Linked DNA regions of Homo sapiens: region 1 is linked to region 2. Evidence: chromatin loops called from intact Hi-C (ENCODE). Cell type or tissue: heart right ventricle. All regions are shown on one strand. Links, peaks and the distances in the headings refer to the core of each region. The heading gives the core; the rest is flanking DNA.

What was found. A loop is a pair of places that touch in the nucleus more often than their neighbours do. Peaks named below come from ENCODE experiments on the same cell type or tissue, not always from the same donor. Only the 100,000 strongest peaks of a DNase experiment are listed, where the experiment ranks them.
Region 1: it touches region 2 in a loop (11-fold over the local background); 2 of 110 quality-filtered maps call a loop at or near these places.

The regions. Positions count from the first base shown.
Region 1 is chr7:68,319,654-68,322,590 of GRCh38, forward strand. It overlaps LOC105375341 (a long non-coding RNA gene), which reads right to left and starts at 41. Exons shown (of 6, transcript NR_187905.1): 1 at 1-41. In heart right ventricle, for the core only: no CTCF peak of the experiment used is centred there; a DNase peak (open chromatin) is centred at 1,618; H3K27ac peaks cover 1,803 bases.
Region 2 is chr7:68,419,308-68,422,244 of GRCh38, forward strand. No RefSeq gene overlaps it. Among named protein-coding and RNA genes, the nearest start is that of LINC01372, 1.1 Mb to the left of the region's middle. In heart right ventricle, for the core only: no CTCF peak of the experiment used is centred there; a DNase peak (open chromatin) is centred at 1,348; H3K27ac peaks cover 438 bases.

The DNA of each region.
Region 1 (2,937 bases), core at 269-2,768, 100 kb before region 2:
TGCTTGTAGTGCTCTGATGTGATTGTGAGGTAGGCAGGTTGACTATTGTTCTCTATTCTGTACTAGAATGCAACTTCCAGGAGCTCTCTAGATAAAGACAATAGCTATTTCTTACTTTTCCAGGAATGTAAATAATATTTATTGCCACATGTGTTAATGGCATTTACTGATTGAATAATGAAATTATTCAGTGTGTGTGTCTCTAGCATGTGTCTATATGCCAGACTAATATATATTATATATTATATAATTATTATTATGATATAATTATTACATATTATATTATATAAAATAATACAATTATTATATAGCATATAAAATAATATAATTATTATATAGTATATAAAATGTATAATCATTATATATTATATTATATAAAATGATATAATCATTATATATTATATAAAATGATATAATCATTATATATTATATAAAATGATATAATCATTATATATTATATTATATAAAATGATATAATCATTATATATTATATTATATAAAATGATATAATCATTATATATCATAAAATGATATCATTATATAGTATATAAAATGATATAATCATTATATAGTATATAAAATGATATAATCATTATATAGTATATAAAATGATATAATCATTATATAGTATATAAAATGATATAATCATTATATAGTATATAAAATGATATAATCATTATATAGTATATAAAATGATATAATCATTATATAGTATATAAAATGATATAATCATTATATTGTATATAAATAATGTAATTATTATATAGTATATAAATAATGTAATTATTATTATGTATTATATATTATATAAATAATATTATTATTGTATAGTAGATCATATATTATATGAGGTAATATAATAATTATATATTATATATAATATAATTATAGATTATTATCTATTGTCTATTATATATACTATAATTATTATATATTACTATAAAATATGTATTATGCATTATCTATTACTAAATTATCATATTTTATCTATTATATCATAAAGTCAATAATTCTTTTTTGAGACAGTCTTGTATATACAAGACTGTATATACAGCTGTATATGCTGTATATACAAGACTGTATATACAGCTGTATATGCTGTATATACAAGACTGTATATACAGCTGTATATGCTGTATATACAAGACAGAGTCTTGTATGTATAATACATACTATATTATATATTATATTATATAGTGCACTAAGTACTGGAAATATACCATGAAACAGTAAAAATGACAGGTCCTGGTATTAGCCCTGTTGAAATGATCATCTTCACATGTGTGTGACATTTTCACTTAGGTCTCTACAGTTTATCTGGTTCCTGTTTGAATTATTCTGATGGACTCTTACAACCTGAGATCAATATTATTAATTCCACGTTAAGGGTGGAAAAGCTCAGGCTGAGAGTTGCACAGAGTTGCAGAAGGTCATACAATGACAACGTCGGTGCTTAAGCTTAGTCACTGGCTGGGGGCCTCTGTCTCCTGACCCCCACACCCTTTCCTACCACACCTTGCTGCTCCACTATTACACAGCAATGCCCTGGGCCATTCTCCCTCACCACCTCCAGCTGGCAGCATCTTTGTCTGAACTTTATTTAACCTGGCTCCCTTCCAGGCCCTCTGGCAGCTGTCCCATTTCTCCTTTGCTATCTGCCCAGCATCTCCCAGGTTCGTTTCTTAAGCTCTTATCCTTCTTTGACAGCCAAATGCCCTCTATTTTGTTTTCTCCCTTGGGCACACTCATAGGATGGAGAAAAGCCGAGAGATTGTTCACTTTCTTAACAGGAGCTGCTTTCAATTCAGCCACAGCTGCTATACCTTTCAGAAGTGAGATGGATCCCAAGACAGATGGCTCAGCAGTGACTATTTTAAGCCCCAGAGTCACAAGAACAGATCCAAAATAACTCAGTCCAGCAGGGGTCAAATGCAGAGCAGAGCTTGCTGGCTTTAAAGAAAGCATGACCCTAGATCTTTGAAGTCACTGAGTTAAGTCAGCACTGGTGTTTTCTAGTTAATAAGACTTTTTCAGCACAGTTTTCTGTGCTGATGTTTCAGGACAGACTCGCTCCTATGTCTGAAAAAATCTTCCTCTGATACTTAAAAGCTCTTATTTGAATATTTTTTGCTGCTATCAAGATTTGTACCAGGGGATGTTCTGTTTACCCTTATGCATCAATGAGAAAATTGCAACAATAACACCGTGTAAGAAAATATCTCATAATTCAGTGACTTTCAGCAACACTGATTCTTTTTCACATGCCTGGACTTGGCTTGGGGTCAGCTGATCTGGACTCAGCTTGGCTGATCTTGGCTCCAAGTTGTAGATTTGCTTCTGTTGCCTTACTTAGCTGTCATCCTCCTTGGATCAGCTGCAGGCTATACCGAACGTGTTCCCGTGGTTGTGGTGGAAATGCAAGAGGGAAAGTTAAACTACACATGCATGTTTCCAGCTCTTGTTGGCATGTGTCTGCTAACAACACATTGGTCAAAGCAATTTACATGGCCATGCCCTCTATCAATGGGGCAGGAAAGATACTCTACCCAAAGTGGAGGTGGGGAGGAACTGCAAAATCACATGCTGAAGGTTGAGGCTAGGAGAGGAGTGAATCATGGGAGCCACAATGCTATTCATCATGCCCGGGTGGCAGAGCACCTGGAGAAGAAGGCTATCTAGAGGGCAACAGAGAAATCAGGTGATTCTTTTCCCTTCTAGCAGCTGTGGCTACTCATTACCCTTTCCTCTCCAGGGAGGAGACAAGGCCACAGAAGATGGTTTGACATCTCCCTTTGGAATGACCTTAAGCTATCTCTGCACTCTTTTGTAAAGACCACTTTCTTGTCTTCTGTCTACTGAGTGAGCTGCCCATAGCTGTTGAATTCTTCAAGCTGGCTCCTCGGAGGTATTTAAGAGATTTCAGGAGTTCAGAGATGC
Region 2 (2,937 bases), core at 182-2,681:
TGAGAGGTGCTTTGGAACTGGGGTCTTTCCCTCCCCTATCTCCCTGTTCTATCACCATCCTCCCCCTTCCCCACCTCTTGACAAGATTATTTCACCCCGACAAAGACATCAAGGCTGCTTTTTCATCAGAGCACTTAGTGTAGATCATGACTTTATATTGATTTGCACAAGTTTTTTCAATCTCTGCATCTGCAACTAAGTAAGTACTCTGATGACAAATACACCAACTCTTGTTTAATACTTTTGCAAATACTGTTGGTGTATTTAATGTCATCCTCCTTTCTTCCTTGCCAACAGAAGCCTCATCGAGCATGACAGATCAAAGCCAGTCATGACAGCCCTGTCCTCTACCCAAGTTCTCTTGCACTTCATGAATGACCAGTAACTTCATCCTGACCGATGATATATAAGGGGACATTTTCTCAAAGTGAGGGATGTGGGGTAAGCTTATGCTTTCTTGATAGAGACATGCTAACCCAGCTGACTCAGACTTTCCTTCTTCCTGCTTGGAAGTGGAAGTTATGGCTGGAGCTGCTGCAGCCATCTTGAGGACATGAGGCAGAGTCTCAGAGAATGCTGGAAATATAATCCCAGACATCATTTAGTCTATTAGCTAATACCAACAATTACCTGACACCAGGCTTCTCGATACAGAAGAGAAAGAAAAAAGAAATGTTATTTACTTAACCATCCTGGTTAGGTTTTCTGTTACTTGAAACCAAATACAACCTTAATTGATGTACTGTTGTTTTAGCTCCAGCACTGGATGCCATTGGTCCATACTCGGTACTTAGAAATGCCTATTGAGTAAATAACTAGAAGGATGAATGAATGACTAAATGGATCATCAATCTTTATGCCCTCTGTGGCACTTAGCTCAGAACCTGACATCTACTGGGAGCATGATAGATATTTGTTGAATTAAACGGAAGTGCCAAAAGTTATCATTTAGCACATTGAAGAGAGCGGCCAGAAATAATTCTCCAAAAAAACTCAACTGCCCATTGAAATAACATAGCAAAAACTGCCAGATATCTGAGTTGAGGAAAATAAGGAATTGAGAACATCTAGTACCCAAAAGCTGTGCTCCAATTTAGAAGGCTTAAAATAATACCACTCATCACTCATGTCTCCTAGCAAAGTACAAATTAGTGGCTTGGAAAATTCCTCTAAGCTCCAGGGTGAGACAGACATTAGCCTCAATAGGAAAAGCCCTTGTGGCCTGCTAGGCCTACTTCCCAGGGAGGGTTTGCCCAGGCTCAACAGAGTCCAGAAAATCACAGGGCACCTAATTTAAAACAATCATTGCAAAAGGTCGGATAAAATAGGCTCAGCGGCAGAGAAATGTTCCCAGCGCCAACAGAGGCAACTGCCTGGCAGCTCCCCAGCTACCGGCACAGAGCGTGAGGGACTCCCTAAGTGAGAGGTTGGTCTCGCCTTATAATCCATCCCCCAGTCTTCATCCCCACTTTCAGCAGGAAGGAGTCAGGCCCACTAAGTCCTCCGTGTTGACAGCTCTGCAGATGGCCTGGCCTTCCCTCCAGGGAAGAAGCATCATCTCTGGTCCACTTTGTCCCGCAGCAAGAAATGAGGATGAGAAAAACACAAGGCAGATTACTGAACATAAATTACTAATTCTTATTAGCATATGAAATGCTTTCAGTGACAAGTACTGCTGAAATGTTGCTCATGGCAGCTAGACCCATGTGCGTGGAAACTAGCATATGTTCAAATACAACAGCGACGATTATGGACTGGCCACTCTGCTCCCAACATAGAATTTGATAATGTGGTTATAGAGACAGCAGGATACAATTGGGAAAACACAAGCTTTTGAGTCAGAGGGGCAGAATTCTGATACCAGCTAAACCATCCATTAACTAAGTTCTTTCTATGGGCCTCAGTTTTTTCATTTATAAAATAGGCTTGGCCGGGCACAGTGGCTCACACCTATAATACCAGCACATTGGGAGGCCGAGGCAGGCAGATCACTTGAGGTCAGGAGTTCAAGACCAGCCTGGCCAACACGGTGAAACCCCGTCTCTACAAAAATACAAAAATTAGCCAGACATGATGGTGGGTGCCTGTAATTCCAGCTACTCGGCAGTCTGAGGTGGGAGAATCATTGAACTTGGGAAGCGGAGGTTGCAGTGAGCTGAGATCGCACCATTGCACTCCAGCCTGGGTGACAGTGCAAACTCTGTCTCAAAAAAACATATAAAATAAAATAAAATAAAATAAAATAAAATAAAATAAATAAAATAAATTAGCCTTAATAATATTTAAGCCCAAAAGTTACAAGTGGATATTAAATAAAATCATGTAGATAAAACGCTTTGCAGAATGCCTAACTACTTGCATGAATGATAAATATGCATGCATGTGCACACCCATACTTATTTAGACACTGTTCTTCTTTTCATTTTAACATTTTTAGAGACAGAGTCTCCCTCTGTTACCTGGGTTGGAGGGAAGAGGCAAGATCATGGCTCACTGCAGCCTCAAACTCCCGGGTTCGAGCGATTCTCCTGCTCAGCCTCCCGAGTAGCTGTGACCACCGGTGCATACCTGGCTAATTGTTTGTATTTATTTATTTATTTATTTATTTATTTATTTATTTATTTATGTTTTGTAGAGACAGGGTCTCACTGTGTTGCCCAGGCCGGTCTTGAACTCCTAGACTCAAGCCATCCTCCCACCTCAGCTTCCCAAAATGTTGAGATGACAGGCATGAGCCACTGTGCCCGGCCTCAGACACTATTCTTTATGATACTGTACAGAAGAGGAAACTGGGACTTGGGGGTGAAATAACAAGGGACGGATCTTGAAACCACCAGAACTGAACCTGGAGCCAAGGCTTCCCGAAGTCACAGACTGTGCTCCCTCCCCAGTCCTGCTCTCAAGAGGTTGGAGTTCAGCACACACACACACACACAC